Linked DNA regions of Mus musculus: region 1 is linked to region 2. A link is a loop called in an ENCODE intact Hi-C map of the cell type or tissue named here. Cell type or tissue: left cerebral cortex. All regions are shown on one strand. Links, peaks and the distances in the headings refer to the core of each region. The heading gives the core; the rest is flanking DNA. Region 1 holds the start of Mau2 (MAU2 sister chromatid cohesion factor). Region 2 overlaps Gatad2a (GATA zinc finger domain containing 2A).

Region 1 (15,815 bases), core at 4,649-12,648, 120 kb after region 2:
GGAATCTCATGCCCTCTACTGAACTCTGTGGACAACTGGCAAGGATATAGTATATTTATACACATAAAACACTTATATCCAGGGCTGGAGAGATGGCTCAGCGGTTAAGAGCATTGGCTACTCTCCCAGAGGTCCTGAGTTCAATTCCCAGCAACCACATGGTGGCTCACAACCATCTCTAATGGGATCTGATGCCTTCTTCTGGTGTCTCTGAAGAGAGCAATGGTGTACTCGACTCGTCATATATATAAAAATAAATAAATAAAATCTAAAAAAAAACCAAACACTTATATCCATAGAATAAAAATAAATAACACAAACTTAAAGGGTTGAAGTGCAGTTTGGTGCTGGAGAGTGTCTACTTAGTACACATAAGTACCTGGCACTACCCTAGGACTGTAAGAAAGACACAAGGAAAAGTTACACCTTAAAGAATATTAGACAATGGTGCTGAGTCACTTCTATTATAGTAGGTAGTATACTTCAGGAGGGGACAAGGACAGGGACACACAGAGCTCAGTGGCATTATCTGTCTAGCCCAAGTAAGGCCCTGGCTTCTATCCCCAGTCCTGAATGAATAAATACAGAAGTAAGGGAGTGTGAGCAAGCCATGTACATGGGTCTCTGAGGGCTGAACACAATGGGAATGACTACCGTGCTGGGATCCATGCTCTCCTGCTAGACCCTGCTTTCAGAGCTAGCAACACGTCCTCACCTCTTGACAATACAGCTCTGACAACAGGCTTGCTGCCTCAAATTTAACATCTTCAAACTGTGGGATCTGGAGAAGTTCAGTTAAGGAAGTACAACGCCAAGACATCTCTTTAAAAAGGGTCACAGCTCCAGGTAAATCCTCCCCTCCATGCTGCAGGGCAAGCAGAGGAGGCCGATTTGGGGGAAAGGGACAGAATGAGGACCTTGATGCCCAGAGACTGGTGGCTGGCTTGCAGGGCAGCTAGGGTACATAGTATGCCAGAGAAAGGGACCTTTCCAGCTTTTACCATGGGCTTTTCATTCAAGCAGAACATTCCTCAAGAACACAGGATAGGACATGTATGGCTCAGCGGCAGAACATTTGCTTAGCATGCCCCAGAGGCTGGGTTCCACCCCCAGTATGAGTACCCCTCAAAGTACAAGAAAAGGATACTTGCTGTGATATCAACCACTGAAAGAGAAAGAAAAATGATTAATTAATTTTGGGCGGAAAGAGGAGGGTCAAGAAAGAGTTTCTTTGTGCAGGCTGTCCTGGAACATACTTTGCAGACCAGAATTGCCTCACTCACAGAGATCTTCCTACTTCTGTCTCCTGAATACTGGGATTAAAGACATGAGTCACCACACCCATCTAGGATTAATTCTGAGGCAAATGCTTGGTGCCTGGTTATACTGGGCTTATACTAGTGCTGGCATAGCATGCCTACTACCAAGGGCAGTGTGGGGAGAAACAGCATTGCATCTCCTGCAATTTGGTTCTGGGATGGAAGCTGCATGGCACTTGGGGGATGCCTAATAAAGGGGGAACCTCTCTTCCTAACATCAGAAAGGAGCTAGGACTCCCATCTACTCGAGGGAGGGAATCCCAGGGGTATCTTGGCTATATACTCTACATTTCAGCAGGGCTGATGATGGTCTGGCAGAAAGACTGGGCATTCAGCAAAGCTTTGCCTGAGGAATGGGTTACCTCAGAAGTGCCTGAGGAAGTAGAATACCAAAGAGGCTTGAAATGGGCAGAGCTAGCCTCAGAAGGGGACTGCTAGTGTGGTCATACAATTGGCCAATCTGAGGGATGTACACTAAGAGATTCTGTCTCAAAACAAAACCTGGAGAACACAAACCTGGAAAGATGATTCAGTTGTTGTGTTTACTGTTCTGGCAAAGGACCCATATTTGTTTCCCAGCACCTACCATGTTGGGGTAGCTCACAACCATTCATAACTCCAACTGCTCAACACTTTTATCCTCCCAACACCTGCATGAAAGCTGTACATACAAACACAAGCACACACATAATTAAAAATAACTACCTTTAATTCCAGCACTCGGGAGGCAGAGGCAGGCAGATTTCTGAGTTCGAGGCCAGCCTGGTCTACAAAGTGAGTTCCAGGACAGCCAGGGCTACACAGAGAAACCCTGTCTCTCGAAAAAACAAAAACAAACCAAAACCAAAACCAAAACCAAAACCCTAGGTGGGCATGGTGGTGCACACTTTTAATCCTAGCACTGGGGAAGCAGAGGCAGGTGAATCTTTATGACCTTGAGGCCAGACTGGTTTATATAGCTAGCCTAGGCTAAAAAAGTGAAACCCTGTCTCCAAATAAATAAATAAATGGATGATTCAGAGGGTCATCTTTGACTTAGGGAACCACTGTGTCTCAAGCTACATGTTTCAAGAAAACTCCAGGGCTGGAGAGATAGCTCAGCATTTAAGAGCACTGACTGCTCTCCCAGAGGTCCTGAGTTTAATTTCCAACAACTACATGGTGGCTTACATCCATCTCTAATGGGATCTGATGCCCTCTTTTGGTGTGTCCGAAGAGAGCAATGCATAAACATAAAATAAACAAATCTTTACATAAACATAAAATACATATACATAAAATAAATCTTAAAAAAAAAAACCCGAACTCCTTGGTAGTGTGCCATGCAGTGTTCAGTTATTGGATATTCAAGGATAACACTGACCTGACAAGCAAGGGTGAAACAAACAGTTACCAAAGAACTGACCTCTGAGAGGAGTTCTAACAGGTGTAGAGAGGTAGGTAGTCTGGGCCATCACCCACCCCACTGTGTCAAAGGGCTACACAGGATGGGGCTTTTTTTCCCTCTTTTTAAAAAAGATATATTTATTTAATTTATGTATATGAATATATGTGAGTCCACTGTTGCTCTCTTCAGACACACCAGTAGAAGGCATCAGATCCCATTACAGATGGTTGTGAGCCACCATGTGGTTGCTGGGAATTGAACTCAGGACCTCTGGAAGAGCAGTCAGTGCTCTTAACCACTGAGCCATCTCTCCAGCCCAGGTTGGGGGCTCTTGATGCTGAGCTTTGAAGGCTAGAGTAGGATTAACTCTTCTGTGTTTTGTGCAGGAGGTGCTCCAAATACAGAAGAGCTAGCAAGAAAAGAACCAAGACCTAGGAAATACCTGGGGCTGCAAGGCTGGTGGCTTAGGCCACTCATAGCAGTGGTGGCTACGAGTGCACCCCTGGGTGTGGAGCCTGACCCAGTGGGGAAGAATCAAAATCCTGCAGATTTATTTTTATTTTTTATTTTTTGTTTTTTCGAGACAGGGTTTCTCTGTATAGATCTGGCTGTCCTGGAAATCACTCTGTAGACCAGGCAGAGTGTTTTTTAAAAAAACAAACAAACAATTTTTAAACACTTATTTATTTGTGTATTTATTTACACGTATGCTGATGCATTCAATAGGCTATGGTGTGAGGGTGGTGGTCAGAGGGTACCTTATGGGAGTCAGTTCTTTCTTTCTACTGCATTGGTCAGGCTGTCATGTTTGGCAGCTAGCACCTTTACCTGCTTATCCATCTTGCCGTTCCTACAACATATTTTTAGGATTGGCTTAGGACAAGTATTTGTCATCCAGCATTTGAGAAGTGGAGACAGAAAATCAGAAGTTCAAGGCCAATCTTAGGTACACAAAAGACTGGGGATGTGACTCAGTTGGCAGCATGGCTGCTTAGTACGTATAAGACCCTGGGTTTCATGCCCTGTCCCTCACACACTGGACATGCACACCTGTAACACCAGTACTCAAGAGGAGCTTCAAGGTCATCCTCAGCTACATAGTGAGTTTAAGGAAATTAGCCTAGATTGCCCAAGATCTTCTCTCAACAGAAAGCTGTCTTAGAGCAGGGACTAGCACAGAGGAGGAAAAAAAAAAAAAAAAAAAAGAGGTGCTAGTGTGACCAGAAACACCTAGGTTGCCTCTAGGACCAGCAATAAAGACAAAGGGAGTCACAATGAGAAGCAGGGTGCTGTTGGCCAGTAAAAGGCAGAAAACAGGAGGAGACTTCTCTGGTCAGCTCTGGAGGCCTTCTCAGAGCATCAGTAGCTTCCCAGGACCACAGACTCACTGTGTTCTTTCAAATAGGCAGCTGCAGGATGAATCCAGAAATCATAGCCAGCTGCCAGGGAGTGGGGACCCATTGCTTCAATTTCTTCCATGTCTGGGCCATCTCCTCACAGAAAGGCCTCTGTCCTTCCCACTTAGGTTTCCTTGTGGCTGTCATCTGCCTATTTAGTCATACCTTTCTTTCTGAGCCAAAGGTGTCTGCTGATAGACATCCACTCCTGTGCCCTCCTCTCTGGACATTTATTGCCTTTCCAGAATCTTCCACCACCCTATGGACCTCCACAGTCTTCTCAGGACATCTCAATCCCCTCTTGGAACTCTTCCTCTCATACCTCCTTCTGTCACCTTCTGTGTACAGACATCCTCAGGCATTGCTGAACTGATAGGGACACATTCTAAGAAATAGTTGCTAGGTGATTTCACAGTAATGCAAACACCAGCATGTACTTTAACAAATTAAGTCAGCCACATTACTAGGTGACATAATGTCACAGGAAGTTTGCCATTGACAGCATGTCTTTATACAACCCATAACTTCATACACAATGGAGGATGTTAGGTAAGGCCCATGTATAGCCTCTGTCAAGGTTGTGTCTCCAGAGGCTGCTTCAGGGTGATACTCCACTTGTACTTGGGAAACATTTGTCTCATGAGCAACAACTGCACTCACTCACGTACATTCCTTGAAGAAACTGGACTCAGAGTTATGCCTGGACATCTTCATCTGAAGATGCCCTGGCGCTATTTCTCCCCCTTGAGGTAGGGTCTCTCTACATGGCCCAAGCTAGCCCTGAACTCCTGCCCCTCTTTACTTCACCTGCACAGTATTGAGGTAACAGGTGATGAAATCCAGGACTTCTTGAATGCTAAGCAGGCATTCTACTTAGTGAACTACATCTTCATCCCGTTTTTCCTTAAATTTCTTGAGACAGGATCTTATGCAGTATATATAGCTTGTCCTCAAAGTATAGAGCTGAGCCTTGAGCTCCTACTTCTTCTGCAGGCCCACAATACTATGTCCAGCTACATTTATTTATTTTTATGTGCTAAGTGCTTTGCTTGCATGTATGTCTGTGTACCAGGTAAATGTAGAGGCCAAAAGAGGGACTCAAATCTCCTGGAACTAGAGTTATAGACTGCACCACTAGATGCTGGGAATTGAACCTAGGCCCTCTGGAAGAGCACCAAGTGTTCTTCTCAACTACATTTTAAATCCCATGGACATGTGAGGAGTTTTGAGTAGTTTACCATTTGGACTACAGCAATGAAAACGTGTGTGAAACAAAACTTAGCAGGCTGGCAAGTTGGCTCAGTGGTTAAGAGCACTGACTGCTCTTCCAGAGGTCCTGAATTCAATTCCCAGCAACCACATGGTGGCCCACAACCATCTGTAATGAGATCTGATGCCCTCTTATTAAATCAATCAATCAATCTTACAAAAAGAACAAACAAACAAACAAACAAACCAAAAACAACCCAAAACTTAGCAAAATGTACTCTATAAACGGTGATCATGGTATGACATTTACATCTCCATGAATCTATGTCTAAACTTTTGCAAGGCTAGCAAGATGACTCAGTAAAGGCACATGTTACCAACCCTAAACACCAGACTCTGATAACTGGAACTGACATGGTGGAAAGAGATAACCAACTCTCTCCTAAGTTGTTCTCTGACCTCTATACACATGCTGTGAATTGCCCTACTTCTGGGCTGGGGATATAGCTCAGATGGTAGAGTGCTTGCCTAGTACAGTTCTGCCTTCCATCCTTGGCATCCACCTAAAACCCATGCATATACCTATAGCCTCAGCACTGAGGGAGAAGCTGGAACATAAGAATTCCAAGGCCACACCTACATAACTCATTTTGAAGCCAGCCTAAGATGAATAATGAGTCCCTCAAAGAAACAAACAAAAGTAAAAATTACACAATGTATCCTAACTCAGCTGTTGTGCTGTATAAGGCTCAAGAATTGTATCTCTTCCTTGTGATATTTTTGTTTTTTTTTAAAAAGCAGTCAAGATAAGAACTCTTTAGTTCACAGGGTACAAGGTGATTGTTAGCTCTCCAGAATCCAGTGGGATTGCTTGAGGTTTCCTTTTGGACTTGTTGTTTTGTGAGGTGGGGTGCAGTGTCAGGTGCTACCTGTTATTTCTGTTGACTTGGTTTTTTGTTGTTGTCACTGTTGTTGCTGTCTTTACTTTTTCCCTTTGAGATAGGGACTTACTATATAGCAACGCCCAGCCTAGAGCTGATTTCAGGACCAGGCTTCATCCAAGTCTCAGATCCACCTGCTTCTGTCCCTAGGATATTAAAAATATGTGTCGGGCTGGAGAGATGGCTCAGTGGTTAAGAGCACCGACTGCTCTTCCAAAGGTCCTGAGTTCAAATCCCAGCCACCACATGGTGGCTCACAACCATCCGTAATGAGATCTGATGTCCTCTTCTGGTGCATCTGAAGATAGCTACAGTGTACTTAGGTATAATAATAAATAAATCTTAAAAAAAAAAGTGTCACCATCTATCTTTTGCTTTTTAAACAAATATGTGTGTGCACGCATGTGTGTGTGTATATATATATATATGTACACACACACACACACACACACACACACACACACACACACACACACATGTATATGATCTTATCCAATCTGACAATTTGCTTTGTGTGAGTAGGTGTGTGTGCATATGCACCGGAATGTGGAGGTTAAGCATCAGGCTCTATATTTCCCTTACTCCCTTGAGAGGAGGCAAGCTACTAGACAGCAAGGCTTAGTGCTCCACTTGTCTCTGCTCCTCAGCAGCCACTACACTGGGGTTCCCAATGGGGTCATGTGTAGGCATACTGGCCATGTCAGATCCTTCCCATGGACACTGGGATCTGCACTTGGACCCTCATTTTTTTTTTTTTTTTGAGACAGGGTTTCTCTGTATAGCCCTGGCTGTCCTGGAACTCACTTTGTAGACCAGGCTAGCCTCGAACTCAGAAATCCGCCTGCCTCTGCCTCCCGAGTGCTGGGATTAAAGGCGTACACTACCACCGCCCAGCTTTGCACAAGATAGTGGCTTATGGACAAGGTCCTAGGGCCACTCCAAGGACAATAATGTCATTTAAAATAAAACTCAGGGTACATGAATGGAGGAGCAACTGTGACTAATAGAGTTTTAGAGGTATTGAGCTGGGGTGACTGATGGAGGGCACAATGTGATGCTGTGGGAGATCTTTCAGGAGTCAGCTTTCTGTTACACCAAGGGAAAGTACTTCACAAGGGTCAGGGTTTTAATTACTGGTTCAAAGCCAAGTGCTAAAAGAGAGCAACTGCAGGCATGATTGCACGGGGCTCTGTGGATGAAATACGAGGACACACTGACACCCAAAGAAACAAAGGGGAAAGGAAGGTAGTGGGATTAACTGCCCTGAACAAATAAGAAAAGAACATTTCAGAACCAGCCAGGCCCTGGCAGCCTCCGGCTTGCACCTACACTGAAGCCTGGCACTTGGCAGGGTCAACCTCACTCACTACTGCCCTGGATGCTCCAATCCACTTCTGGCCCCAGGCACACCTTGTTATTGACCTGAAACCTTGAATGGGCTCACTAGCTCACACCATTCAAATGTCATTCATGCAAATAAGAGGCTCCCTCATCCCTATTATCAACTCTATCCCTTCCTCTGGTCCAGTGTCCATAGCTCTTATACTAATAGCCTTATTGAATGCTAGTCTCACTAAAGAAAAAGCTACCATGCGCAGGACTTTTCAGTCTGCTCATACCCAGACAGTCCAGGACAGGCTTGACACTTGGTGGGAGGGGAACAAATAACTCCTTGATGAATGAATAAGACAACAACAGCAAAAAGCACTAACACAATAATGACATCTTATTCTAGTACAGAAACTAGTGATCATTAAACTGAGGTGACTAGAGAGAGATGGGTAGTTAACAACACATATTACTCTGCACTGGACCCAAGTTTGGTTCCCAGAAACTCCATCAGGCAGCTCACATATAACTCTAACTCCAGCTCCAGGGTACTCAGAACTTTGATTCAGTGGGCACAACATTTAAGAGCATATATCCACACATATAATTAAAAATAATTGTATCTTTTTTTTTAACTCACAAATTTGATTAGCCCAGGTTTTTGGTCTTTTTGAGGTAGGGTTTCTCTATGTAGCTCTGGCTGTCCTGGAACTCCTCTGTGAACCAGGATGGCTTCAAACTCAGAGAACTGCCTACCCTGCCACTGCCCAGCTCAGGTTTCACCTCTTTTTTAAATGTATGTGAGCACACTGTAAGCTGTCTTCAGACACACTAGAAGAGGGCATCAGATCCCAGTACAGATGGTTCTGGGAATTGAACTCAGGATCTCTGAAAGAAGAGTTAGTGCTCAGAACTGCTGAGCCATCTCTCCAGTCCCATCCCTGGTTGGTTCTGTTGAGACAAGGTCTTCTATGTAGCCCTGACTCTTTGGCAACACTCACAGAGATCCATGTGCCTGTCTTCTGAGTGCCAGGATTAAAGGCATCTGCCACCCTACCCAGCTCTTTTTGATTATAATTTTTTAAAATTAATGGTATTATTTGTTGTGTATGATATGTATGAGTGCAGGCAAATTTGGAGATCAGAAGGCAATTTTTGAGAGTGTTCACCTTCCACTCAAACTCAAGTTATCAGGCTTGTGCTGCAAAAGCCTTTACCCACAAAGTCATCTAAGCAGACCTGCTTTCTTTGAGATATTCTTCCTGTGTAGCCGAGGCTAGCCTCTTGCCTCTCCCTTGAACATGTACATCACAGGTATGTGCAACTATGCCTGTAATCTCAGTACTTGGGTGGCCAGGAAGGATGACAGCTGGGAATTGAGACCAATTCTTTGCTACATCGTGTAAGACCACGACAACCCCCCCCAACACAAAAACAAACAAAAAACCCAAACTTCACACAGTGTGGTCTTTGCTAAATCACTTTACTTAGCTAAGCCTATACGGTTTCACTCTTGAAATAAGGAAGTTTATTGGTTCAGTGAGGATTAGAAGCTCTAACTATGCACAGTGTGGGAAACAAGAATTTTGATCCCCTCCTGAAGGCAATTTACTAGACTGTCTGCAGGTCAGAACATTAAACATCTGAATAGTCAAGGAAACAAAGATAGGAAAATGGCAAAAAAGAGGCGGAGGTGTGGAAGAGACACAGTTGCCATGAGAAGAAACAAGTCTTACTGAGAAGCTGAATGACAGCTACCTCTTGAAATTCTGTGAAGCACCAAGACGTCACAAATCAAGTTGGAGGCGGAGTGGGGACTCTTTCAAAGATGGACCATTTCGTGGTGGGAGAAGAAGCCACCAACAGTGAGACTGACCTCCAGACCCCCGAGGTGCAAGTGACTCTAGAAGCTACTTTCTGCACTTCAGGTCCTCACAAGGCAACAACGTTCAACAAGAGGCTGAAGGCCTCACCTTCCCCAATATCCATGCCACAAGGATCTGGGACTCCAGACCTAGACACCTGACTGTCAGAAGTCCTGGACTTTCAGATTTCCTGCGACCTCGCTTTCACACGTCAGGGAGCTCGCATCTCTTCCTTAGGTAGGTGCTTCTAGGCTGACGCTCTGGGTCCTGTTCCCGCGGCCACCCGACTAGGAGGGTCCCCGATGCAAGCACCAAGTAGCTGAAGAGGGACAACTTTCCCGGTTCCCGGGTGAGAGGGCGTGGCGGAGCCGCGTCTGTCACCGCAGGTGAGGGCGAGGCCTTCGGAAGTCCCAAGCCCGACGAGGCGGAGAGGATCGAGTCCCCGGTACCCGCGGCCCGCCCGCCTGGCCCGCACACTCACCGCCTTCTCCAGGTGGCTGCGCGCCTGCTCGCTGTTCTTCGTGTGGTGGTAAAGCACCGAGCCGAGCTGCAGGTGCGTCCGGGCCTCGATCCGCTGAGGCGGCTTGAAGGGGAACACGGCCTGCAGGCAATGAACGCACAAGCGGATCTTGGGCGGGCTAGATGTTCGGAAGTGCTCGGCGAAACCCAGGAGAGCCAGATACCACGACTCGGCTGCCTCGGCCTGTGCGGCCTGTGCGGCGGCAGCCTGAGCTGCAGCCGCCGCCTGCGCCGCAGCCGCCGCCTGTGCCGCCATCTTGGCCCGCACAACAACAAGCCGCCTCCACAGAGAGGCGGAAGCACCTTGAGGGGCGGGGCCTGGCGACCCGCAATTCTCGCGAGAACTGCTACGCAAGGACTTCTGGGTCTTATGGTGTGTGTTCGAAGTGGCTCCGACTGAGGAAGACTCTGAGGAGAGGATGATACCTCTGCATCATCGTAACTGAGAGTAATACACGTTCGTGAACTGACGCCGGCGTTTCTGTGGAGAAGACGCCCGGTGTCCTAGAAGGGGGTTGGACGAGATTGTCGGAGAAGGACTACATTTACCATCAGACCAAGCGCACTATAACAGAGCCTCCCTCTTCTCAGGTGGCGCCGGAGCATTGTGGGATTGGATGAGTCTCAAGATGGACAACCGGGATGTTGCAGGTAACATCCCCCGACTTCCCTTCGCCGCCCGCCTGGGTTCTCGCGACTGCACGTCTCCTGTTCACCCTACTTTCTGTCACGGACCTGACACGCGGACTTCTCGCCTCAGCCCCAGGGAAACTTACAGTAACGTTGCGTGTGCCCTTCTCTGGTCTGCCGAGACCCCAGACTCGGGTTCGCCCCCCAACCCCCGCCCGTGGCTGAGGAGCGCTCCTGGTCTCCCTCAAAGGCCTGGGCGCCGGGTGGGAACCGCATGGGCTTTCCCAATAAACTGCTCTCGGGCCGGTGGCATCCACAGCGGACAGCCTGGGACATCCCTCCTGCCCCTCCGGTCCCCTTTGGCTTGGGTCCTGCCTTGTGGGAAATGTGCGTTTCCGAACTGCACTGGGTCAGCCAGGGCGGTTTCCCACGGTTACGGGTTTAGCTCTCCCTGTGCCCCTAGGATGAAATGCATTTGCCCATTCACCATATGCTTCCACACTTGCTGGGTGCCAAACGCTGTGCTAAGCTTGCGTGTCAGTGCACCTGGAAGCAAATTTTGCAAAGAACTAGTTCTCGTGACGTGAGGTTGGATGCTGCTAATATATTGAAGGTCAGGGAAGGCTTAACAGTTTTTAAAAATCCATTTGTCTTTATGTCTTTGTGTGTGAGTACCTGGAGCTGGAGTTATAGTAGGCCACCTGGATGTTTGCTTGGATTCTCTGGAAGAGTGACAAGCACTCTTAACCTCTGAGCCATCTCTCTGGCTCCATGAAAAGTCTTTCTTGAGTACAAGATGTTCCATATGAGTAGATGCTGTCTATAGGAAGGCAGAGGTTTCACCACAGAGGCTGGATAGGCCTCAGAGTGGACTAGGATTGTCTCCTTGGAGATTGTTATGAATGAAATGGAAATAATTAGGGGTGTCAACTCTGGTAGTGTCTAGGGAGTCAGTTTTGCTTTCAACATTTAGAATTTAAGGGCTGACGAGATGGTGGTAGTTAAAATGCTTGTTGCCCAAGAGTGAGGACCTGGCTCCCCATCTTCAGTACTCATGTAAAAAAGCCAGATGTACTGTTGTGTGCCTGAAAGCACAGGACTTCGGACTGGACACAGGTGGATTCCTGGGGTGTATTGGCAGCCACGCACTGAAACGGGCTTTAAGGTTTTGTGAGCTGCTCTGTACCAAAAAATTAGGCAGAGCGACAATAGGAATGCTTTTAATCCCAACTCCTGAGGGGTAGGTGGACATCTGAATTCAAGGTCAACCAGGGCTGTGCAAACTGAGACCCTGTCTTTTTTTTTTAAGTTGGTGAGTGATGGCCTATGTTTTTAGTCCTAGAACTTGGGACATTGGAAAGTGCAGGTTGGTCTCAGTGAGTTTGAGGCCAGCCTGGTCTACAGAGTGAGTGCCAGGTGTTGGAAGGTAAAGGTGGGTCTCTGAGTTTGAGGCCAGCTTGGTCTACAAAGTGAGTTCCAGGGCTATACAGAGAAACCCTGTCTTGAGAAAATAAAAAACAAACAAGGGGGAGAAAAAAGAAAGAGAAGATACCTGATGTCAACCTCTGGCTTGCACAGTGCCTATGCACATACATACAAATTTAGTGTTTAAACATAGCATAGTGGCACATGTTTGTGATCTGCACTGGAGAGTCAGAGGGAGGAGGCTTGTTTCAAGTGGAAGCCAGTCTGGTCTACATAGGAAGAAAATGGGCTGGTGAGATGGCTGAGCAGTTAAGAGTACTTGCTGTTCTTGCAGAGTACCTGATATCTAGCATCCACTTGTCAGCTCACAAGCATTTATAACTCCCAGGCAGTCACATGGTACACAGTCACCCACCCCCAAACCTTTTAAAAAATATATTTAGATAAATGTAGAATTTTTCCTGAGAACCCTTAGGATACAATTCTAGGGTTTGTTGTTGTTTTGTTTTGAGACAGGGTCTCAGTACATATCTGTGGTTGGACTTGAACTTACAGAGATCTGTCTCCTTCTGCCTCACCAACTCTGGGGTTAAAGACCCAACTACGCCCCCCCCCTTTTTTTTTAAATGATAGTAGACACTTTTTTTTTTAATCTTTGAGAACAGTAGTTCTCTCTTTCTCTCTTTTTAAAAAAGATTTATTTATTATTATATCTAAATACACTGTAGCTGTCTTCAGATGCACCAGAAGAGGGCATCAGATCTCATTACGGATGGTTGTGAGCTACCATGTGGTTGCTGGGATTTGAACTCAGGACCTTTGGAAGAGCAGTCGGTACTCTTAACCACTGAGACATTTCTCCAGCCCTACAGCCCTATTTTAATGAAGCAGAGTCTCATTAAGCCTGTGTTTGTCTGGAAAGCATGTACCTCCTGCCTTAGACTGGATGACTGCTGTGTGTGTACACACATGGCACTGGCATTTTTGCTCAAAGCCAGTGATTTGTTTTGGTCATCTTGCTGTCTGTGCACTTTCTCTATGTCAGAATGATCTCCCTGTCCCCAAGGTCATATTAAAACTAAGGAAAAAAAATTAGTAGAATTGGCTGACTCAACCCAAGCTTATAATCATAACACTTTGGATCAGTGGTTCTCAACCACCACCACCATCATCTCCTCCTCCTCCTCTTCCTCCTCCTCCTCCTCCTCCTCCTCCTCCTCCTCCTCCTTCTTCTTCTTCTTCTTCTTTTTGGTTTTCGAGACAGGGTTTCTCTGTGTATCCCTGGCGTCCTGGAACTCACTCTGTAGACCAGGCTGACCATGAACTCAGAAATCCGCCAGCCTCTGCCTCCCAAATGCTAGGATTAAAGGCATGCTCCACCACTGCCTGACGGTTCTCAACCTTCTTAATGCTATGACTTTCTAATATAATTCTCATGTTATGGTGACTTTCAACCATAAAATTATTTCATTGCTTCTTCATAACTGTAGTTTTGCTACTGTTGTAAATTGTAATGTAAATATCTGGTGTACAATATGTGACCTCTTGAAGGGGTCCTGACCCACAGGTTAAGAACCCCTGCTTTGGAGGCACAGAAAAGAAGGAGTTCAGCATCACTCTTGACTATACAGTGAGGTTGTAACCAGCCTGGGCTATGTGAGATCTAAATAAAGAAATACAGATTAAAAGACTTATGGAGGTCTGAGGAGATGGATCACTGGGTAAAATTCTTGCTGTGTGAACATGAGGATCGGAGCTTGATGCCCAGAGAGAGCTCATGTAAATCTGGGTGCCTTATCAGCTTCTGTAATCCTGATGCTTCTATTACCATAGGAAATAGGAGGTAAAGCCAGGATGCTCCCTGGAATCTTGCAGGGAACCTAGCCTGGCATAGACAGCTATGAGCAATGTTTCAAGGTAGAAGAAAAGAACATTAGTACCACCTTATCCTCTGACCATGTGTGGTGCTATGGACATATGTGCCCCACATGTCCATGCACACACACAAAAAGACTTAAACAAAAAGACTCATTGGATCTTGTTACTTGTTTACTAAATCCCACCTTGTCATTTGCCAAAGCCCGAAAAATTATATCCACAGACCGTGTCACATCCAGTTTCTGCCCACTCCAGTTCCTCTGGCCCCACTGAGCCTCTTGTTGTTCTCAGATGTGCAGTGCATCTTCCTGTCTCGGGCTTTGGCATCTACTCCACCTCCCTGAATCCCACTCACATGGTTCTTCCTGACCCTGGCTCCTGATAACTCCCATTTCCAGCTGAACTGTGCTCTCCTCTAATGGTTATTTTTGGACTACCCTACCAGTTTAGGCATTGTTCTGTTTTCTCTTTCTGTTTCTTAGTTTTAGGTCTTACCATAATTTGAAACTTCATTTTCTTTTTAAAATTTTTTAATTTATTGGGCTGCGGAAATGGCTCGGTCCCTGCTGCTAACAATGATGATGTGAGTTTGATTACTGGACCCACATGGTGGAGGGAGAGAACTGGATCATGACAAAAGGGAATCTCAGCCCATAAACTAATTTCTAGACTTGAGCCAGTTTGCGACTCAGAACCTCTTGAATAAAAGGGCAGCCAAGTTCTCCTAAGGAAGGACTTTGCTAAAATACCTGAGAGTTTTATTGTTAGTCTTTCTCCCATCCTTCCCAGAGACCTACAGCCTTTTACAATGATAACTGTACAGAGGGGGAAAGGAAACAATCAGACTTTGGGGGGGCCTATTAGATTATCTGGGGTCTGCTGGTTCTGACACTGATCAGGGACATCCTAGGAAACATTGTGGCCTTCAAGTTAAAGTAGGGGTTTAGGGAAATCAGGAGTTTTGGCTGAAATCCGACTCCTAGTAGGCCCAGTGTTTATTTCCCCAGTCCCAGAATATACAGTTAGGATAGATACACTTAGAATTTGGCAAAATTCCCACATTACTTCCTGAAACTATTGTATGTTGTCCTGTGTCCACCTTCCCACATCATCCCCACCCTGCACACTAAAGTGTGTGTGTGTGAGTATAGATGAGTGAGAACAGGTATGTTACTGTATAATCATTGTGAAAATCAGAGGACAACTTTTTTTTTTTTTTTTTGGTTTTTCAAGACAGGGTTTCTCTGTGTAGCTCTGGCTGTCCTGGAACTCACTTTGTAGACCAGGCTGGCCTCGAACTCAGAAATCCGCCTGCCTCTGCCTCCCAAGTGCTGGGATTAAAGGCATGCGCCACCATGCTCGGCTTAGAGGACAACTTTTTGAGACAAAGTCTCAAGTACATCAGGCTGGTCTAAAATTCATAAATAGGAGAATGATATTTTGAACTTCTACTTTTAATTATGTTTGATTATCTAGGGGGAATATATGTATGTACATTATGTTGCTTGCAGTGCCCTCAGAGGCTAACAGAGGGTATCAGAACTCATAGCATTGGAGTTACTGATGTTTGTGAGCCTCCATATGGGTTCTAGAACAAAACCTGGGCCCTCTGGGAGAGCAGCCAGTGTTCTTAATTGCTGACCTTGTTTCTCGCCCTGATCTTAACCTTCTGTTCTTTTCTTAACCTTATGCTGAGGTTATAGACATGCGTCAGCACATCTGGTTCTTACATCTGGTTCTGATTCTTACAGAATCAGAATCCAGGCAGGCGTTCATGCTAAACAAGCACTCCACCACAAGCTGCGATTCCAGCCTTGCAGTGGGCCTTACTTACTTTGTACATTAGGCTGGTCTCTTCCTTAGCCTGCTGAGTGCTGAGATTGCAAATGTGTCCCACTACCATTACAGCTAGCCTT
Region 2 (8,000 bases), core at 1-8,000:
TCGGCTAGCTGGAGACTCAGCAGATGCAACCACAGAAGCCACACTGGTGGGAGTGGAATTTGCCTGAGCAGAAGCAACTGCTGTCCCCTTCATGGAGGCTGCAGTAGGCTGTGGAAGACAAGTAGGTGAGGCTGAGAGTGCCACCTAAGGCAGGCTCCATGCCAGATGCACACTGGAGTCCTTACAGGATTAAAGTCTGAGTTGGGTGTGGCTGTCCACTCCTATAATCCCAGCTCGAGCAGATCTGGAGTTCCAGCCTGGGCTAAATCCTAAGACACTCTCAAAAACAATCCAAGAAACAAAAGTAATCTAAGTGGCCTGTCCTCACATAGGTCCATGGCCACAGGGACAAAGAGACAAAGATAAAGCCAAGCCCAGGACATAGCCAGGCCACTCAGGTTCTGTGCACCCAGTCTGGATGTCCAGAAGTCCAGCAAGAGCAAGCTGGGAGGCTGCAGTGTGGTCCATACCCGGAGTGCTGCTTCTAGAAGTTCTGAGTATGCAACGGGTTCCCAGGGAAATGCAGCTCTTGTTTGTCCCTCACCATACCAGCTTCTTATCCCCATTAGGGTAGTCTCCACCCACCCTACCCCTGCATTCCTGAAACCAAGGCTGACCATGTCAGTGGTCTGGGCTCCTAGAGTGTCAATGATTTCCAGAAGATACTAAGAGGACTGTACACGCTTTCCCTGGAAGACCCCAAAATACTATACTCTGTGGGGCTCTGGATGCTAAGGCCTCACTCAGCAAGATACCTAGCTCAGGTCTCCAGCATGTGACTAGCCAGGGCCCTGGCTCCATCACTAGCAGAGCACCCTGGTAGCATACTGAACATAGCAAGTGGGACAAGGATGCTATGAGGTGTTGCCCATTCTCTAGGCCCTTTGTTTCAGCTGGGACACACACCCTTCCAAGGAGGTGGCAGAGACAGCCATTGTTTGTGCACTAGAGATGGACCCTAACACAGGCAAACACCCTTTGTCAGAGCTGTCCAGAATCCAGCCTTGTCTTATCTAAGGAGGGCTGAGGAGGGCAGAACGTGACAAGCAAGGAAGAAAAGAACTCGGCTCGTCAGCAAAAGGCCTGTGGACTGGGTAATTTCATCTGTCAGACAAAACTGCCCTTTTCTTCCCATCCTGCTACCCAGGGGTGGGGACAGACCCTCCCCACCTCAGAGGCTCTGTATAGAGGTGGAGGGACACACAGCTAAGAATAGCCAACTGTGCTGTAGGAGAATCTGTGGCATGCTGTCCTCCCAGCCTGCCCAGAGGAGCTGAACAAGTCAGCAGGAGTTGGGGGGAGGTGCTACAGCGGTGGCTTTTCGGAAGGCTGGCAGGCTTCAAAAGGCTCTGGTGTCCCTCTAGTGGTCTTCCCATTCTTTGCCTCAGTTTTTTTCTTCAAAGCCTGCTGCACCCTGAAGGAGTCCCGACTTTCTCAAAAGCTCCCTAAGTGCTAAAGGCTAATCTGTTTGTGATTTCCATACCTAGAACTCCACCCCAACCCCTCCAGCCTATCTACAGTACACACAATGGTACTATGAGACCTACCAGGACCTGATTCCATCTCAACCTCCCACCTAGTTTCTGGCCTCACCTGAGGGATGTTGACAAGCAGACTGGTGTTGGGGACATTGGCGACACGGATAAGTCCCTGCTGGATGATCCTCTGTCCCTGAATCTGCATGCTGGGCACTGAGGCACGGGGGGCCAGGAGGAGGGGTGGTGGCCCCGTAGAGGAATGCTGTCTGATGTTGTGAATCTGCTGGGAGGAGATAGGGGACAAGAAATGCCACTAAGACAAACCAACCCTGGCAGACCACAGAAGGGGTGGGCACTTGGCCCTGCCCCAGCATACATACAGCTCACATACCTGACTCACCTGGGCCCCCCTGACAAGCGGTGGCATGACTACTTGAGAGCTGGCCTGTGGTCCCAGTTTGGCAGACACCTGCTGCCCACCTCGGACCAGTGGTGGTGGGATGATGCTGCCGGGTATTCGAGTGGAGGAGGTCTGTCAAAGACACCGATGCCCAGGTTTATGTGAGTATTCCTTTCCTCTTAGAATTCCTTCAGCCTTTACCTCTCCAGTGCTGAGATGAGAGGCTTAAGGCAACATCTTAATATATGTGGTAATAGGGATGGAACTGCCAGCTTTCTTTAATTTGTTTTTTCTTTTTTCTTTTTCTTTTTTGAGACAGGGTTTCTCTGTGTAACAGCTTCAGCTGTTCTAGAACGCAGTAGAACAAACTGACAAGAGATCCATCCACCTGCCTTTGCCTCCTGTGTGCTAGGATTAAAGGTGTGAGCATCTGGCTTCACCTTAGGGCTCTGTAACATGAGGCACACATTCAACCAATGAAGCCACAGACCTAGGTTGGTTTTTGTTTTAACTAATTACAAACCCAAGATAAACTGAAATGCCTATTTTTTGTATACATTACTCTAGCAGGAGCCATGGGAACTCAGAGGAAGGTAATACGAGAGTGTGACAGAGGCCCCAGAGTCTGTGGGCAGAGGCCTGAGCGGAGCGACCCACTCTAGCCAATCTTTCAGTCTTACTGCTCAATCACCACTGACCAGTCTGCGACATTCATAGTAGCCTAGTTTGGTGGTGTAATTTGGGGCGCATGTGACACTCTGGTCCTTTAGTCTGTGGGAGCCCCATGCTTCTTTACTTGGGAGGAGCAGGCAGTGTTTGGAGCCTGACTATAAACGGAGGTGGTGCAGGGCAACAAGCAGAAGGGCGCACGAACCTGAAGTGAGGTCTTGCCAGCAGGAATGTTCTGGGTACCCCGCACGAGTGGGGGAGGGGTGGTCACAGTGCTCCCTGAGGAAGCTGTAGGCTATAAGATAGCAAGAGACATCAAAAGGAGTTGGTGTGTAAAGTTACACGCACGCACGCACGCACCCCCCCACCCCGAATTACTTTCTGCTTGCTCCCTAACGCCATACACTGCCTGCCATCCCGCCCGTGGGTCGAGCCTCTGCCCTGGGCCAGCCTCTCTGGGGTCTGGGGCAGTAGAGCACAGGCACCTTCTGTGCGGTGGCTTCCTTCTGTATCTGACTCTGCCGCAGCTTCTTCAACAAGACCAGTTTTGCTTCCTCTAGCCTCAGCTCCTCCTTCAGCTGCTTGATCATCCGCTCTCGTTCTTCTGGGCTGCTTTTCTAGGAGAGCAAAAGCACAAAATTGGGGAAAGCCTCAGCAGAAGCTCTGCAAGGTGGGGTGGTGGGGCTTCCAGGCTCTGCCAAGGCTCACCAAGAGCGCCTCAGTGCTGGTGTCTTTCAAGGCTACTGTGGTCAGGCCATTCACCCTTGGGCTCGATGGCTGCTCACTGTCAGAGAGCACAATCACATCAGGCGAGGGAGGTCTCTTCTCAGACTTCATGTCACTGTCAAATGGAGATAAGCAGGTGCTTAGCAGGGCAGAGTACCAGGCAGGCCAGACTACCCCAGATGCCCAATCACCCCTAGGTGCCTCCTCTTGCCACCGTGGGCACCATGGGTATCATCACTGGTCATTAGGGCCATACACACCAGATGGTGTGCTCCATCTCTGAGTACTCAGGTGTAGCATGGATGCTTCAGAAAGTGCTACTCGACCCCAGAGCTCTGTCACAAGTAAACAGAGCTTCAGATCTTGGTCTGCTATCTCAGCTCCTGAGTGCTGGGTAGGATGGACGTGAGCACTCCAAAGCCAAGGTCTCACATTGGGAACTACCCAATGGGAAGCCCACCCCTCTCTTAACCCAGTCCCATACAGCCCCCCAGAAGACCAAAAAGCACAATGATGTACTGTTAGCTTTTGCTCTCTACCTCACAAGGGGACCTGGGGCCATCTGCTGCATTGTCCTACCTAGGACACACATAAGTGGCTGCAGTGGCTACAAGTTTTCAAACTCAAAAGAACCACTCTCACTGACTTCATGCTCAGGTCTACAGAGTGTGATGGCTCTGCCCTCAACCCTGCACACTCAAGTCTCAGAAGAAGTTACATCATGGAACACTCACCACTGTGACCAACCTTCTAACACACATCCTGTGGTGTAGGAAGTTCACTTTTCCCTGTGAGCAAACAGCCAGTCTCCCTAGGAGCTCAGTTGTAGCAGGGGTGGTACACACTGTCAGATGCACAGGTCCACAACACTGACCACTCTTCCCACACTGGCTAAAGACCAGTGGCTATAATATAGCCTACATCAGTTAACCCACACAGGAGCACCCCAAAATTAGACCTCCCTCTTTGTGAAGGGTATCAGAGGGCATACACATCTGTTGCTTCTAAATCCTTAAAGCCAGTGTGCTCTGTTGCTGTAACACAGGAAGGAGGTGGGAGGAGCACTAAGTCCTAGAAAAAGTACTGCCCACAGTGGACAATCTAAACTGCCCCTTGGTGTGTATCCCAGCACCCAAGCAAGTACCAACTTGCTTGTGGAAAGCAGCTCAGAATATGTCCACTAGATGGCACTGTGACACAGGATAAAGTTAGGTGGAAGTCACAGTGCAGATCTGTCTCTGTGGTTTGGGTTTGAGCAGGGTGAGGTGAGTCACTAGGTGAAGACTCTTTGGGTCCCCACCACTGGTTCCTGCCAGCTGTATTCTCAAGAAGAGTGGCATGGTGGGCAGAGGCTGACCAGCCAGCATCTGGCTGGCTTCCTGATTCCCACATGACAGCTATACGTGCACACTGGCCACAGCCTGAAGGCTTAAGCCTGGAGGTTCTTGAGAGTCAGGCTTCGGCAGCCCAGAAACCAGTCATTTAAAAGAGACCCTGGAAGGGCTGGAGAAATGGCTCTGTGATTAAGACAACATAGGTTTAAATCTCAGAACCCACAAGACAGCTCACTACTGTAACTTAAATTCCAGGGATTTGGACAGCCTCACTCAGACACACAAGCAGGCAAAATAACAATGCACACAAAACAAACAAATTATTTAAAAAAATTGAGAGAGCTAGTGAGATGGCTCCACAGTTAAAAGCACTGGCTACTCTTCCAGAGGACCAGGGCTCAATTCTCAGCACCCACACAGCAGCTCATAAGTTTCTGAATTTTCAGTTCCAGGGTATCTGACACCCTCACAGAGACGTACATACAGGCAAAGCACTGTTGTACAAAAATAAATAATATACAAATACATGAATCTTTAAAAACAAACAAACAAACAAACAACAAAACAGCTTAAAAAAAGAGACCCTGGGCATCTGTCTCCCTCGGGTCTCTTCAAACACTCCAAGTCAATCTCTCCTCCAACATTCCCACCGGCCCTCACCCGAGGTCAGGTTTCAAGGTGATCAGACAGCTTCAATTCCAGGTCCACTGACTGTGCATGCCACCAACTGTATATTGTGTAGCAGAGGAGCAGCCCAGTGCCGTGGCTGTGGTACTGGCCCAGGGGGGTGCCCAAGTGAATTAACAGCTGGGCTTAAGAGGCACCTATGACAGAGTTACAGTCTAGGACTGGCTTTCTAGGCAGACCAAAGGACACCCAACTGTGGAGTTTATCTCTTTCCTATCTTTCTGAGGTGAGTCGTCTAATAAAATTTGAGATGTCTGTGAGGAATGAGGGCACTGCTGGGGCAGAGACCATCCTGGACTTAGGCTTCCTTGGAAGACAGCCCTGACCACTGTTGCTCTCTGACCCCATCCTGGGCCCCAACTAATCAATTTCAGAGATGATGTCACTGCTATCAGTATCACTCAGCATCCCAGCAGCAGCCAGCCTGCCCGGAGTGAACTTCCTCTATGCTAATCAGGCCACCAAAAAGTCATGTGACAAAGGCATTTCCCTCTCTGGTCATGTGACCCTTTAACTGTGCCTTCCAACGTGAAAACCATGGCAACGGGCAGTTCTAACCGGTTTGTGACACACGGCCTTCATTTTGAGAAGAGAGGTAAGGGTTCAGGTGCTGTCAGAAAATGGAGGCTCCACTTTCCCCTTTCTGTGCAGCCTCCAGGCATCCAGTCGCCTGTGGTCATCTCCTACAAAAAACAGAGGAAACCACAAGCCCCTCTCCCTTCCAAACTGAAAGGCTTTCCGAAGCTCAGCTTTTAACAGAAATACCTTCAAGATTCTCTGCACTTTTCTAGATAGCTTTTAACTTAGGAACCAGAATACATGGATCAATCACAGGCACAATTTCAGAGGGAGCCTTTCATGAAACCCATAGGCATAAGAGTAAAATGAAGAGTGACATGGAGAGCTCTGGAGCACGGCCAGGCCGGCAGGGACAACTGCTTTTTCTGGATGCTGTGTGAACCTGTCCTACCTGTCTATGTTGAAAACACACAGTGATGAAGTAGCTTCACATCACCAGTAAAAATCTCCAGAAGCCAGCCAGTCTGGCCATTAGCACCAAAAGCTGTCTCCTACCAGGAATGTGTGCTGTGTCCTGGAGAAGGGGCTGAGCACTGGGATAGCCCACATCAGAGGAGGTGCTTGGATCCTATCCATGTCTCTTCAATCTGATCGGAGGAGGAAGAACACCTACATCAACTGAGGACCAAGTCCTCCTCAGGGCCAGCTTGGCTGTCATGGCCTATACACCTACTCTTCTGCACCCAAACCTTGCACCACAACACAGACTAGCTTGACTCACAAGTCTGTCCACCAAGCCCTGGCTAGCCATGATCTGTCTCTATCACCCTTCAATGGACCTCTGACCTTTGGAATGGCCTGTGTTGGCATTCATTAGCCCCATGGCACATAAGCCAAAAGAGGACATCAGACCTGCAGGGCCCCTTTGTTTCCTAAGGGACTGCTTTCAGATGTCGCCTTTCTCACCTAGTACATGTCTGTGTGAAAACAGACAGACAGATGGGACAGGATGGACAAGCATAGCTACCCTACCCTCTTGAATAGGCCTGACTTCCTTGTCTACACAGCTTGTGTGTCTCTAACTCACAGGAGGGATTCCCCATCCTCCCTATCCCTCTCACATGGGTGTGGTGCAGCCTCAGCTCCCAATAAGGGCACCCAGAAGGATCACGGTGCCTCAGTGCCAGGGCCATGCTGCTCTAGAATAAGTATTCCCAAGCACCCCAACCTTAAGGTCAGCTATGACTGAACTGACTTGGGTGGAAGAGGCTATGGGGCTTCTACACAAAGCTAGAGGCCCGTCCCCATAGTGACGCTCCTATAGGCATTAGCCTGTTCCTGTGGAGAGGAGATGCACCCACAAAGCTGTGGGTTAGTGACTTAGGCTGTTGAAAGTGCTCCACAAAGTGAGGGACTCCACAGTTATGCTGCCTCCCGCCTCCTGAGGGGCACTCTTTTACCCATGTTTCTCAGTTTTGAATGCTCAGATGTGTCAGCACCAAGCAGAGTAGGAGCTCTACTTCCCCAAGGCCGTGGGACAGCTTTGCTGGCCCTAAAGGACCTGTTTCACCTTGACAAGATGGGGCTGTCTGTGCAAAGCTAACTCTTGAGATTGGCATGTCTGCTACCAGGCCACAGTGGCTGCCTCTCCAGAGTAGGCAAACCAGCGTCCTGGAGGGCATAGACAGAAGTGTTGGACAATGCCAGACTCCCCTGACTCAGAGACCCAGGAGCCTGAAGCATGGGGCAGGGTTAGAACTCCAGGAGCGTCTCCAGCCTTGATCTGGATTAGAGGGGAGATTCCTGAGCCCTACTACAGTGTAGGGGAGATGCCTGTTCAGCCTTCCAGGCTGGCAAAGGGTGTGAAGAATGGGGTCTACCTCTGCCCTGTCCATTCAGGTTGCACATGTGGGTAGCTGTTAAACACCAAACCATGAAAGGGTTTCCCACTGTTGAACCCATGGGCCAGGTAACAGCAACTTAAATGTTTCCCGAGCACAGGCACCAGGAGGAGTCTAACTGCTCTGGGCCACATGGCTGTAGGGATAAGCTCTCTTTCTTGAGGGGACAGAGATGGGTTTGGCCATTGTCAGCCACTGCATGTGACTGATGGAGCCAGCATTGCCAGGACAGCTGACATGGGAGCAGCTAAGCTGCAGAATCACTATACAGTGAAGCATTAGCCCA

Evidence for each region. A loop is a pair of places that touch in the nucleus more often than their neighbours do. Peaks named below come from ENCODE experiments on the same cell type or tissue, not always from the same donor. Only the 100,000 strongest peaks of a DNase experiment are listed, where the experiment ranks them.
Region 1: it touches region 2 in a loop (4-fold over the local background); 2 of 42 quality-filtered maps call a loop at or near these places.

Annotation. Positions count from the first base shown.
Region 1 is chr8:70,032,464-70,048,278 of GRCm38, forward strand. It overlaps Mau2 (MAU2 sister chromatid cohesion factor), which reads right to left and starts at 10,271. Exons shown (of 19, transcript NM_001376946.1): 1 at 9,929-10,271; 2 at 1,148-1,165; 3 at 716-781. The coding sequence starts at 10,222. Sugp1 (SURP and G patch domain containing 1) reads left to right here and starts at 10,324. Exons shown (of 14, transcript NM_027481.3): 1 at 10,324-10,617. The coding sequence starts at 10,584. In left cerebral cortex, for the core only: no CTCF peak of the experiment used is centred there; DNase peaks (open chromatin) are centred at 9,390, 9,834, 10,336, 10,508 and 1 more place; H3K4me3 peaks cover 2,635 bases; H3K27ac peaks cover 1,486 bases.
Region 2 is chr8:69,914,691-69,922,690 of GRCm38, forward strand. Gatad2a (GATA zinc finger domain containing 2A) reads right to left here. Exons shown (of 13, transcript NM_001113346.1): 4 at 3,256-3,388; 5 at 3,033-3,164; 6 at 2,753-2,842; 7 at 1,879-2,010; 8 at 1,594-1,758; 9 at 1-108. Among named protein-coding and RNA genes, the nearest start is that of Tssk6, 17 kb to the left of the region's middle. In left cerebral cortex, for the core only: CTCF peaks have their summits at 1,369 and 4,445 (motif pointing right); DNase peaks (open chromatin) are centred at 1,306, 4,470 and 5,785; H3K27ac peaks cover 594 bases.